2 separate regions of the Homo sapiens genome follow, and region 2 is linked to region 1. The links are chromatin loops, found by intact Hi-C in ENCODE. Cell type or tissue: IMR-90. All regions are shown on one strand. Each heading gives the region's core, and the rest is flanking DNA. Links, peaks and the distances in the headings are about the cores only. Region 1 has its middle 73 kb from the start of SMIM21. Region 2 has its middle 130 kb from the start of LINC01898.

Region 1 (6,773 bases), core at 920-5,919:
TTTTGTATGATCTGAATTTAGAAAAAGGACCACATACCTCATCTTTAATAAGAAGAAAAGCAACGATAGGTTTAGTTTTGTACTACAACGTAACAGAAAGATCTTCTAACAATGTCCTGCGGCTTTCTGGTTTCTCCAAGCAGGAAGTGTTGTCTGGGAATGAGAGCTACTCTGGACATTGCATTTGACTCATTTAGGCTGCTACCCACTTAAAGCATCTTTCTAATCAAAGCAGAGTCTGGGATTAAAGGGACTAAAAAAGCCATCAGTCCACCTGACTCAGTGTCTGAATCCACAGAAAAATTTGCCAAGTTTAGATACTAGAGCAGAGATTGTTTATACATTACAAGTTGTCTGAATTGATAAGTTATAAAGGAATTAGTAAGATGTAAACAACTTCACTCAGGTTCCCCCTCCCACCTCACTGAATACGTAGTGAAGATTGAATCGTCGTAAGTTGTCTCAAGAATAGATTTCATTACAATGTGAATTTGAATGGTGTGACTGATTTATGGTACTGCTGATTTAGAGCTTTTTTATATTGCTCGGGTGGTCCGTCTGGCTAGCTTTCAAATTCAAAGTTTTATCTTTACTTTGGTTTGTGTGAGCTACTTTATTCCTGGAACATCAAAGGTAACATTTTAATCAAAAATAAAGGAAAACAGTATCATGTGATTTCTATACAAATAAAAAAAAGAAAGAAAGGCATATTCATCAACATAAAAGTCAATACTAAGAGAAAACTGGAACTTCCTAGCATTCACGCATTTTAAGAGAAAAAGAGAAGACTTTTAGAAAGAAAAGCTTTATGAAATAAACATACTTGAGAATATTAAAGAAACAAAGCTTTACCAATGAGCTAGGAAAAATTTAAGATTATAAATAAAATATATTTTGTGAAACTGAGATTAAGAAAGTAGAATGTGACTTTATTCACTTTTCTAGGTCTTTCAAATACTAAGCAAATTTTATTTCTATATTCATTCATATAAGGTCAATATTAAATTATATTCTATTTTCAATTCATTTATGAGTGTGTGAGTGTGTTTCGTGGGTAAAATGTGGTATTGCCAATATTGAACTCATGTAATTCCTTTAGTGGTTTTGGAAGTTTGGGACGGATAAAGTAATTGCTACTTTAAAATTGAATTTAAAACTTAAATTTGCTTGAATTTAAAATTGCTTGGTGCAGTGTCTTCCTTTAGAAATGGCTTTCTAACTAGAGTTGTTGTCATCCAAAAAAGAAGGTGCGCAATGCCATATTCGAGTGTTTGAGGCTGCAGAAATTCACAAAATATTGGCCTGAGGTTTGAATTAATAAGACCAGTGAACACATTTTTAATCACATTATTTGCCTGACCTTGGGTAACAGATTCCTAAAAACATAGCCTTAATGTTAAGTTTGTTTCTACTTGGGGGAATAGAAAAAAAAAGTTAGCATTTACACTTTTTATGAAAAATCCAATGTAAATCATTTTGAAACAAAAAGTGGGATAAAGACTTACAGTTAAATGAGGCGATGCTTGCATAACATTTCATAAATGTCACGTCTTTATTCTCATGAATGACCTTCTAATCAATAGGTTTACAGTTCTGACCAGTTTATAGATTCCACATTTTTCTGCTGGGGAGCTTCATGAATTGATGATGGGTGACCTAGTTTTTTATAAGAAGATCCAGGGGGCTCCCTTTGTGCTCCCATCCAGAGGCTGTGAGCCTCTGAGCCACTCAAGTACTCATACCAGTACGGTCAGCTGCAAATTGTAATTGGTAATTTACACACTGATATCTCCAGAAAAAGTACTGACAAGAGGTTTTAAATCCAAAATATTAATACTTCCTTGCTGATAAAAGCACTAAGAGGAAGAGGAGAAGAAGATGATGAAGAAACAAGAGGAGGATGAAGAGGATGAGGAGGAGGAGGTGGAGGAGGAGGAGAGGATGAAGCAGAAGAAAGAGGAGGAGGAAGAGAGGGAAGATGAAGGAGTAGGAGAAGGAGAAGGGAGACGATGTAAACCTTTCTGAATGTCATGTAAGATTCTACTTGGCTTTCAGTGAAAAACATTGTATGTTAATTTTGCTAGGTGAATAAACATAGCTTTGCTTACATGTGTCTTTTCATCTAGTTATAGAGTGTCACTTCTTGAAGGAGGTGAAGAGATGAATAAGGAACTTCACACAATTGAGGTCCTAGAACCAAATAACACCATTAAACTGTGCAATTGCAAAAGCTGCTTATAATGCTTTCTGTAAGTTATGCTTCTAAAAATATATTTTGCAGATGTCTCCAGGTATTGTATTCTTTATAATAGCAGTCATAACTCTTTTCTTCTATATCTAAATCATTACATCAAGGATGTAGTTACCATTGAGCTTTGGGGAGCACTGAGGGGTCCAATGCTTTGCTACTCAAAGAGTGGTCATTGGACCAGCAGCAGCAGCAGCAGCAGCAGCATCCAGGAGCTTGTTAAAAACAGAGACTGTTAGGCCCTTCCTTTCTCTGTGGAAACAGAATATGTGTTTTAACAGGGTTCCTTTTGGGTGATTCATGAGCTCATCAATGTTTCAGAAACACTGATTTTACTTTCTTCTGTATCTTCCCAAGCAGGAATATATCCATGCATAGATAGGCATTAATAATGAGAGTTTAAATGAAGAAACCAAGCCATCTTATTGGAGTGTTTAAGATGCACATGCTCTGTTTCCAAGTCATGAGGTTGTTTTGTTATTTATGTGGAGCCATAAAACACAATAGGATTTTAAAGTCTATTTATATGCATAAAGCTGGCATACATAGTCTCAAATCAATGCATTTATTTTCATTATCCTTGCATAATAGCCAATAACCCATAAATTATCAATCCTGTCATCACAACTTTTGCAAATCCTAAAATTGAGCATAATAAACTTTTTGGATGATTAAAATGTTACCCTAATTATTTATAACAATTAATTTTATCTCCAGCTCTTGGATTCTATTTGATCTGCCTTTACACATAGTTGTTAAGAAAATCATGCCAGTATGTTTGCACATGAACATCTGAATCAGAATATATCCAAATCCACTGGATTATTTCAACTCTTGACAATAAATCCCAGTTTCTGTGTGTGTTACATAGCAATTCCTATGACTCAGAAAGGCGATTTGACTAGATCTGCTGTTACAGCAGAGACCTAGCAAGAAGACGAGAAAGCTCAGTGGTGGAAATGTAAACACATTGTTGATGAGGTTACATTAGGCTATTTAAAACATTATTTAAGTACAGAGAAGAGATATCTGCCATACTGCAAGACAACTGAAAATTCTTATTGATGGATGACTTGAAAGAAAGCATGGACTGAAACCAGGGATCAGAAAGTCAAAGCTATAAGGATCCACTTAAGTTAAAACAACTGCATATTTACAACAGTCCTTCTCTCTCCTCATATATGCAAGAGCACTAATGGGATCTGAGACCTTTTTTTTCATGGCCAATTGTCTTTCAGAATTGCCAGATTTTTAATTCTCTGAGATAGTTTAGACATAAGCCTACATTAAATAAAAAATGGCAATCCAATTAAAATATGTAAACTATTTGTAAATGTTTATTTCTTTTTGCTAAATTTAATCAATGTACTACCAAAATAACTGGTCATTGATGTATTGCAAAGTAGAGAAAGAATAAGGCATTGGGTGTGTATTTATTTTTGCTGTTGTTCAAAGGGTGGCTCTTTAAGAAGCTAAGATTGTAAGAGCAGGTAGAAAAAAGGTGAACAATGTTTAATTGTCTTCTTGTTTTCTTTTTAGAATTGAGCAAATAGCTGGCATTCAATCATTAGCTATTAATTGGACTACACCTCTTAGCCTAGTTCCTACTGTTGCTAAATAGCCACAGAAGTCCACTGGACAGGGAAGGCAATGCAGCTTAATGCCTAATTATGCAGGTCATTTTTGTCCAAATGCTAGCTTCTGTGCTGTGGGAATAGGAAACAGCTTCTTGCATTCTGTAAGCCATATTTTTTCTCTCATCTGTAAGATGGGCTTACACCTACGTCAAAGGGTTATTTTATTTTAAGAATTAAAAATTACGTGTAAGAGTACTGAATATGATGCCTGGGATGCAGAAGGCCTCAATATACAACAATGCTTTTATTATTGCCGAGGTTGCAATGGAAAACTACCAGTACTATCTTTCCCTTCTCAGTGCTCAAGGTGCTGGGAGTAGCAAAGACAGATAGATGGTGGAGAGGGGAAGCTGCATGGATAAAGGTACCATAACTGTTGCTCCAGAAGTAAACCCTTGCCTTTATTATTTGTTCACATGCTCCCAGCATGTATGGGTCAGCAAGGGAAACTGCATGTAAACATGTTGCTGTCTCTTTGTAACCCCAGGAGCCACATCATATGCCACCTTCCATTAAGGTTTACTTTCAATAGCTAAATTCTGGCATCCTCTAGCTACATTAAGAGTAAATAGGGTCCTTGAGGTTCATCCATATTGTTGCAAATGTCAGGATTTCCTTTCTTTGATAAGGTTGAGTAGTATTCCGTTGTATGTATACACCATGTCTTGTTTATCCATTCATCTGTTGGGCATTTAGGTGGATTCCATATTCAGGCTGTTGTAAATAGCGCTGCAGTAACATGGGAGTACAGATATCTCTTCAACATACTGATTTCATTTCCTTTGGGTTTATACACAGCAGTGGGATTGCTGGATCATATGGTAGTTCTATTTTTAATTTTTCGAGGAACCTCCATACTGTTTTCCATAATGGTTGCACTAATTTATGTTTCAACCAACCCTGTAAAGGTTCTCTTTATTTCTACAGCTTCACCAACGTTTGTTTTCTTTTGTCTTTTTGATAACAGCCATAGTAACTGGAGTGAGGTGATATCTCATTGTGGTTTTGATTTGCATGCTTCTGGTGACTAATGACGTTGAGTATTTTTTGATATACTTGTTGGCCATTTCTGTGTCTTCTTTTGAGAAATGTCTGTTTAGGTCTTTTGCCCATTTTTTTAAATCATGTTAAGTGAAATAAGCCAGACACGGAAAGATAAATACCACATGATCTCACCCATATGTGGAATCTTAAAAAAAAAACTGATATAATAGAAACAGAGTAGTACAGTGGTTATCAGAGTATGGGGAAGGAAGGGAGGAGCGAAGGATGGGGAAAGGTTGGTCAATGGCTACAAAGTTACAGTTCGATAAGAGGAACAAGTTCTGATGTTCTATTGCACAGTAGGGTGACAATGGTGAACAGTAAGGTACTGTACGTTACAAAATAGCTAGAAGAGAGGCTTGTGAATGCTCTAACCACAAAGAAATGATAAACACATGAGGTGATGGATATATTAACTACCCTGACTGGGTCATTATACAACATATATGTATCAAAACCCCAAACTGTACCCTCATTCACATGTATGATCACAATGTGTCAATTTGAATGGATGCATGAAAAGAGTAAACAGTGTCATCACAAGGTACCTGAATATTAAGCAAATCCCAAGGATGTGCCCAGCCCCTGCTCCAAGTTCAGTTCCATTTTCTGGAATGTTCAAGAAAACCACTCTGACTAATGTTCAAGTCCTTTGGTTTCCTCAGTTGAGTAAAATAAAGAATGATTTCACAGAAAATACTTGGATGAATTTTTTAAAAAGCTGAAGGTTTGAGTGAAAAGAGGGAAAGGAAGGAGAATGTGTTTACTGCTGTTGGAAGAGCACATGACCTTTGCTTTATCACCCTGAAAAGTGGAACCCATCTATCAACTATCGAAAATGTCATTCAGTGACACACTTCTGCTTTCTTCTTTATTTTAGGTGATGGCCCTGTGAGGTGCAATTATCTGTAGTTTAAACCTCAGGGAATTACATTTAAGACTCTCAAAATGGTACATTTGGCAAATCATGAAACTTTTACATTGTATTACCCCATCATTGACCTGTTTTGAATTGTGAAGATAATTTTAGCTCGTTTCTGTCAGCCATATTTAAGACACCATGCATATACTTGTGTGAAGCTTGTAGAATGAAAATAAAGCTGCTTGGGATGATTATGTTGACATATGAATGTTAGCATGTGGCTCTGTTCTCCTGCACCCTTACATCGTCATCTGGTAGCATTCCAGCAAAATCATTCCAATTCATCATGTATTGTCTTTTTCCTCTTACTATTTCATGATGAAAGTTTTCAATACTAATGCTGCAAAGTGGGTATTATGTTGATCTATGCTAATCAGTTTCATGGATGCTGTCATATTACATTGTTAAGCAATGACACTGGTGAAATATTCTTGCATCTACTGTTATTGTGCAGACAGGCCAGTAGTGCCAAAGTGAAACATTCAGGCACCTGCCACCTTTGCTTTTTGATGGTTTCTGTCCGGCATGGATTTGCTAAGAATAGTGAGAAGGGAGGCAGAGAGGGTTTTGTCTGTGCTGTTATATGTCATCTTAAAGAAAGAAACACTGTAGAAAAAGGGTTTTTTTTTTTGTACACATACAATGTATTGTGTGTGCATGTGAGTGCCTGTGAATTTATAGTGACTTCATTGGCACGTATTATTTTCATGGCAGTACTTCTGTAAATGGTGTGTTAGTATCTCCTAGAGGAGCTGCTGGCTTTAGGATTTTACCACTAGCTCATAAAACAGTGAAGCTCTACTGTTAAAGCTAAAGCTTCGGGAGGCAGTTTTCAGAGATAAGTTTATTTTAAAAGAAAAGTCTACAAGGGGAGATTGATTTGGCGGTTTTAAATGCTGCTTCTGCAAACCTTTTTGAGCTG
Region 2 (6,773 bases), core at 740-5,739, 81 kb after region 1:
ATAAATACATAATGGGTAAACAGATAGAAGACAGACAAACACATTGTAGGGAAAAGAAGCTCTGGCATTGTGAAATTATCTGCACAAGTCTTCCATCACTGGTCTGCTGTAAGCATTAGCAGAGCATTAGGATTCAAACATAGACTCTGGTACTAGGCAGAACTGGGTAGAAATGCTCTTACTGTCATTAGTTTTGTGACATTAGCAAAGTCATATTAATACGTAAGCCTTAGTTCCACATCTGTGAAATGGACAAATGCATATGACTTGGGGTTTATATGAAGATTTAGTGGAAGTAATGTACATGTTCTTTGCTGAGTGTCTAATAGTTATAAATAAATCTTTTTATTATCGCTCTCCCTATTACCTAACAATCTCTTTCACTCCATTGTATGATCAAAAACGTAAAGGGTATTATCATTGATATTTTTATTCATGATCACTTTGGAAATTCCCCTTACTTTTCATGGTTAGTTGCCATGTGTACTGAGTGCTGTCAGATCTTTAATTTCTCAGAGCTATTCCTCTCCTGTCTAAATGAGGAAAATCAGTCTCATTTTTAAAAAATCCATAGCCTATATGTCTTATAGATATATTTTAATTCTTTTTTTCTCCATAGAAGGCTAAAGGCTTAGCCCATATATTCCTTGGCATTTTCCAGCAATCAAGTGGATCATGCAGTTTCCCTGGGTCACAAGACAGTTCATGACAGCGTTGCTCAGTTTTATACCATCCGCTAGCCAGATAATGAATTTACAGAAGAATCCAAGACAGAGGGAAGAAGGTTTTAATTTCACTCTAAATATACATATACATACACACACATATACACACATACATACATATATACACACAGATATATATATATACACACACATACATACATATACACACAAATATTTTGTACATAATATGGGGAAGAAAGCTATGGAAGAAAGGTATTAAAAGGAGAGTAGGAAGGAAAATGAAAGATAAACATTGCCTTCCATATCAGGCAAGATGGGCTGGTATTTTGTAGGAACAATCTCATATATATGTATACATAATATATACATATATAGTGTGTATATATATATATGCACACTATTCTACTATATATTATAGTGGAATATATATTATATGTAGTATACATGCTAGTATATATAGTGTGTATATATATAGCATATATAGTATATATACTAGTGTATATGGCCAAAGTGGCCAGCACTGACCAGAATGAGGTCATGGAGTCCAGTAAGTGAGAAGATCCAACAGGGAGGAGTGAAGGGCTGGCAGTTCTCAGACGATCAGAAAGTATACATGGTAATCTTTGGTAATGAGGACAATATGATCATTTGTTGCTTTTTAAAATAAATTTCATAGATATTTCAGGTTTTAAAAATTCCTCAAAAATGCACAGTAGTTCCACTTCATCTCTTTGGTACATCTTTCCAACATCCCATGGGCCCTCAACTCACTAAGTGAGGGCAGTTCATATATCTAAAAGTCTAACCCCCTAGGAAAATGTTTTCCATGCATATTGTGAAACTATGTCCATGAATTATTCTAAAAGAGAGTGATTAAATTAAATAAACACATTTTAAAGATATTACTTTTAAATGCCAAAAACTGCAATTAGTTTTGCACTAACCTATACTATATATATATATATGGATGGATATAGTAGAATCAGGTCTGACTTCCAAAGTGAGTTTAACTTATCTTTTGGATTAAGATTTTAACCATGATAATATATGGTGGAGGTTTTCAAAATTTTGAAAATGGGATTGTGAGTCAGAAAAATCCAGGTTTACGCTTCCTTACCGGTCATGTGACCTTGAATAGTTCAGTTTTATGAAAGTGAGTTTAATTTCTTTACATATTAAAAATGGGAGTAATAGCTGTCTTCTTAATGTTATAGCTTCTTCCTAGATATCAAATGACATATATATGTGGAATACTATACAAATGAGGCAACTGTTATCACGCTTATTATCTTGAGGGAGGTCTGTGTCATGTACAGAGTAAACAAGTGGATTGGCTGAGTGGGATTAAGAGCATGAGAATCTTAAGGCTAATAATTTCATTTTGGTTGGTTCAAGTCAGAACTTGAGTTAGTGTCTTTAAAATGTATTAGTTTAATCACTCCCTTTTAAAATAATTCATTGACACAGTTTCACAATTTGCATGGAAAACATTTTCCTAGGGGTTTAGACTTTTAGATATATGAATGCCCTTATCTATTGAGTTGAGGGCCCATGGATGTTGGAAAGGTGTACCCAAAAAATGAAATGGAACTACTGTGCATTTCTAAAGATTTTTTAAAAATTAAAATGCCGATGAAATTTATTTTAAAAAGCAACAAAAGAGTGTATTGTCCTCATTACTGAGGATTACCACATTCTAAAATGACTTTCCTTTTAGAAGAAAGGCTTTTCATTTCCCCCATCCCCCCTTTCTCTCCCCACACCCACCGTGAGTGTGTTTGTCTAGAATGTTGGCCAAGCCACAGTTTAAACCCGTAAGAGACTGTTCTTTTATTATGACTTAATTCAATACAGGCTTAACTAATCTAAAACTTTTTTGTTTTTCAGAGTAATCCTAATACATTTGCACTGGAGCCAAAACCTTCTACTGTGTTTTCAGCAGAATGCAAACGAATGGCACTGATCAAATCTCTTTAAACTGGGAGGGAGCCTGTGGTGGGAACACAGGCCCCTTAGTTGTAGTGACATTGATGATAGTGGGGGAAAGCTTGTCATTTGGCGACTAGTAAGAAAAGCAGAGGGTTTCTCAGTCATGGCTTCTTGCTTAGGACTGGATGGGGACTGAGGAGCATCACTCCAACAATGTATGACTGATGAGGACAAATTGAGAAACCGCGGCTTAGTGCCCATCCTCATGAGAGAAGGCAAAATATAGGCCACATGTCCCCCAAATTCCGGATGCTTGGAAGACAAGAGCCTACAGAAATGCCAAATGGATTCTTAGCATATTTTACAGCAGCTTTGAATAATGTTTTCCTTTTTCATTCCTAATGAATCTAAGCTTTCTTTAAATATATATATTTTTCCCTTCTGCATAAAATCTTTCTGAAAGGACTGATGGATGAGAATTCATAGGTAAGTTCTTTAAGTTCTTTTTTTTATTCTGAGTTTTCTTTCATTCCCCTGCATTTGGAGAGTCTTTCAAACTCCCAATTTTAATGGAAATAAAGTTTGGCAATTCGGGATTTTTCTGTTGCCCACAAGAATCCCCAAATGAGTGTTTGCTCTGTCAGACCCTGTACATCGCAGCAACCTCAAACATAAAAATGCACTATTTCCAAAGCTAATGTCCTTCAAGGTTCATTATGGTGGGTAAACTTTAGTGGTTCAAATGCTCATGATACACACTGTAGAAGAGTTTGCACATTTGAAATCATACTCCACCTCGCAACAGCAAACAGAAAATGCCAAAGGAATGTAAGATACAGAATGATCAAAATAATTTTCATATTATTCACTCCAGGAAAAATGGTTTCTTTGGTTAAAAAATGTAAATTGCTGGTCAGCTTAATCTTCTAAGATTGATGGCAAGTACAGCTGCCATATTGAGTCGGAAAAATAAACTTTGACTCAAACACAAATGTGGTTTTGCCAGCTCGTGTTTAGGGTAAGCCACAACTTTCAGTGTCTCTGGATAGACACAACCATACTCCTTTCCAACTATCTTACTCTGAATTCCTAATTCTTGCAGTTTATTTTCTCTTCATATGACTCAAGAAACACATTTAAAAAAATATAATCACAAAAAGGAGGCAGGAATGTTTAAGGAGGTTTTTATTTGTGTTTGTTTTGCTCAGTGTTTGTCCTTTTCCTGTTCCTGACAAACTGCTTTTAAATTTCTTAAACCAGGGCCTTCTCAAGGGCAAAAGCAGAGAGTTCTGGAAGACATGATGCTTTCTGTCTTTCATAAAAAGTCTGAACTTGGAACTGAGTACAGGGATCGTGAGATGGAAGTGATAGAAAGGAAGCCCCTTCAGATCCAGAGGGAATGAACTTGCGTGGCAGCCAGGCCCACCAGGGCAGTGCCGGGCACGTGGCAAGACCCGAAGACACAGAGGCTCCACTTGCTTAGGGAGGCTGGGCCCAGCCCTGCAAACAGCTCCTGGACCCTAGGTTCAACATGAGAGCCACAGAGAGCCTCTTAGGAGACCACACAAGGAGCACAGACCAAAGACCAGAGCTTCCCAGGTGGCACGCCCTGCTCAGGGACCCCTGCACTGCTCCAGTCCTGGGTGGGTGAGGTGAGAGCTTCCCAGGTGGCACGCCCTGCTTGAGGGTCTCTGCACTGCTCCAGTCCTGGGTAGGTGAGGGGGGGACACCCTGGGATGGCTGAAGATGGGTAAATGCGCTGTTGGCTCCTCTCAGAGTCTTGTGTAATTTGGCATTAGGAGAACAAAGGTTTGGACATTTCTTAAGCATCCTATTATTTAATAGAAAAGTATGCATATTATTAAAGAAGTGAAAAAACAAAACACTTGAAAAGCTCTTGAAAGTTAATGAATGATTAAAATCACCCCTAACTTCACTACTTAGTGATTGTTAACGTTAAGGTGTATATCTTCCTAGCTTATTTTTCTACGTATAAATATATGAATATATGTATATATTTCTTAATAAGTAAGATTTTACTTGGTACATAATTCGGAATCATCTTCTCACATAATATGTAACAGGAACTTTTAAAGTCATTATTAAAAAGAGGTACCATTAATGGATAAATGCTATTCCATCATATGGGTTTAATCTACTTTCTGTCACACTTTCTTTGGCTGATATTACAGCTATGTGGGATGACCTCCAATAAGCTGTGTCCATCCTGTGGTGGGATGGGCCAGACAGAGTCCAGTTCCACCAGGGACCAAGCACATCACTGGATGTCAAGGCCATCGTTGTTGGAGAGGAGGAAGGAGCTGCTGGAGTTCCCTCTCCTGGCATTCCTCTTGGCCTTCCATAGACCAATATTTGAGCAATACCAATGGGATAGAGCCCAGGTAGCGGTGCTTCCTCCTATAGCTCTATGAGACTCAGACAGTAGAGTAGAATATAAGTCAGTCCGAATTATTATTTTCCCTACCTTTCTCTGGCTCCCTTCCATCACCCTTGAGGGTTTTTGCACAAAAGTGGTTATGCACAGTGGAAATGGCAGCAGTGGGCTCAGCACCACACTGTGGATGAGGTCCCCCCATCTAGCAGCTGCTCCCCACTAGGGCACAGTCCCTGGTCAAGGTGATGATGATGCCTGGAGGAACCTCAGTACTCAAGGGAGTCATGCTGGGACAACCCTCATTCCTGGAAATACCTTGAGGAAGGACAAAGAGAAGAGGAATAAATGAGGATATGCACCAATAATTGATTGGTGTGTTCACAAGCCAATGGCAGATGCTCCTCATGGATGCCCCCAGTAACAGGCCCTCTTAGGCACTGGATTCTGCACTAGTGAATGAGGACGCAGGAGAGATAGAACTCTGAAATGAGCAGCTTTGCATGACATTTGATTCTTGCATGGAGATTCTTAGGAGGAAGATTATTAGGTCCTAAGATCATGAACACATTTAAAGCTCTTGCACCATCTTACTGATTTGCAGAAAGAAACCAACTCACATCTTTTCAGAATTTTGAGAGATTTAAATTTCACTACATCCTTGCTAGCATTGGCAGCTAGACAGAAGGGACAAAAATGAAAAGGAGCTTCTAAGGATGAAGCTATCAGATAGGAGAATGAGAACAAACTTGAGCTGAAGTTCTGTGGAGTGGTTTGTGGCAAAGCCAGGACAAACCTCGTTCAGGAGATGGGCGTGGCGATGGCTCACTGGGTGGCACTGGCCTATTTTGGGATGGACACCTTGGTGGCACGGGCAGTTGAGAGAGGAGGAGGTAAAAAAGCTAACCTGTCACGGAAAACATGCACTCAGGCCATCATTCACACTGGAATGCAATTTTTAAATTATAAGGTCAGACACTTACTGCAGTTGAAATACTTTGTACACATAGAGTAAAATTTCCAAAGCTGAACATCAAATTAAGGCAGATCTGACTTTACTACATATAATTGCTTCCCAGGGCTGCCATAACAATGCGTCACAACCTGGGTGCCTTAAAACAACAGAAATGTGTCCTTACAGTTTTGGAGGCTGAGAGTCTAAAACCAAGGCGCCATCAGGGGTGTGCTCCTCCCATGGCTCTAGGGAACACTTTTGCCTCTCACTCAGCTCCTGGTGGCTCCCAGCAATCCTCCGCACTCTTGGCCTGTGGCTGCATCCTCCCAACCTCTGGCTCTGCCATCACCTGACTGTCTTCTCTCTGTGTCTGTGTGTCTTTCTCTTTGAATAAGGCCCACCCTACTCCAGCACAACTTCCTCTTACCTTGATTTCACTGCAGCGACCCTATTTCCAAATAAGATCACATTCGCAAGTACCCCAGGTTAGCGTTTCAGCATATTTTGGGGGAGAGGAACATATTTTGACCCACTAAGGCTAATATGTATTCATTTCTTTCATTTATAGAGTACTTTCACATTTGTCTGTGTTAGTGTGAAGTCTTTGTAGGCAGAGTCTCCTTTTAAAATGTTATGCTTGCATTTTGTTTAGGAGCGCATACTGCATGTGCACGAGAAATCTCATCATGGGAAGCCCCACAGTCAATGATTTGGTGGGCTTTTTTTTTGTCATGAATAGCATTTGTGTGCGTTCTATTCCCAACTCTCTCTGTAGAAAGTCTTGCAAGGGATAAAGAGTATCTCTGTGTGT

What was found. A loop is a pair of places that touch in the nucleus more often than their neighbours do. Peaks named below come from ENCODE experiments on the same cell type or tissue, not always from the same donor. Only the 100,000 strongest peaks of a DNase experiment are listed, where the experiment ranks them.
Region 2: it touches region 1 in a loop (2.7-fold over the local background); 2 of 110 quality-filtered maps call a loop at or near these places.

What each region holds. Positions count from the first base shown.
Region 1 is chr18:75,497,560-75,504,332 of GRCh38, forward strand. No RefSeq gene overlaps it. Among named protein-coding and RNA genes, the nearest start is that of SMIM21, 73 kb to the left of the region's middle. In IMR-90, for the core only: no CTCF peak of the experiment used is centred there; DNase peaks (open chromatin) are centred at 3,152 and 4,882; H3K27ac peaks cover 289 bases.
Region 2 is chr18:75,579,063-75,585,835 of GRCh38, forward strand. No RefSeq gene overlaps it. Among named protein-coding and RNA genes, the nearest start is that of LINC01898, 130 kb to the right of the region's middle. RefSeq lists enhancers at 3,645-4,145, 4,146-4,646. In IMR-90, for the core only: no CTCF peak of the experiment used is centred there; a DNase peak (open chromatin) is centred at 3,599; H3K27ac peaks cover 1,574 bases.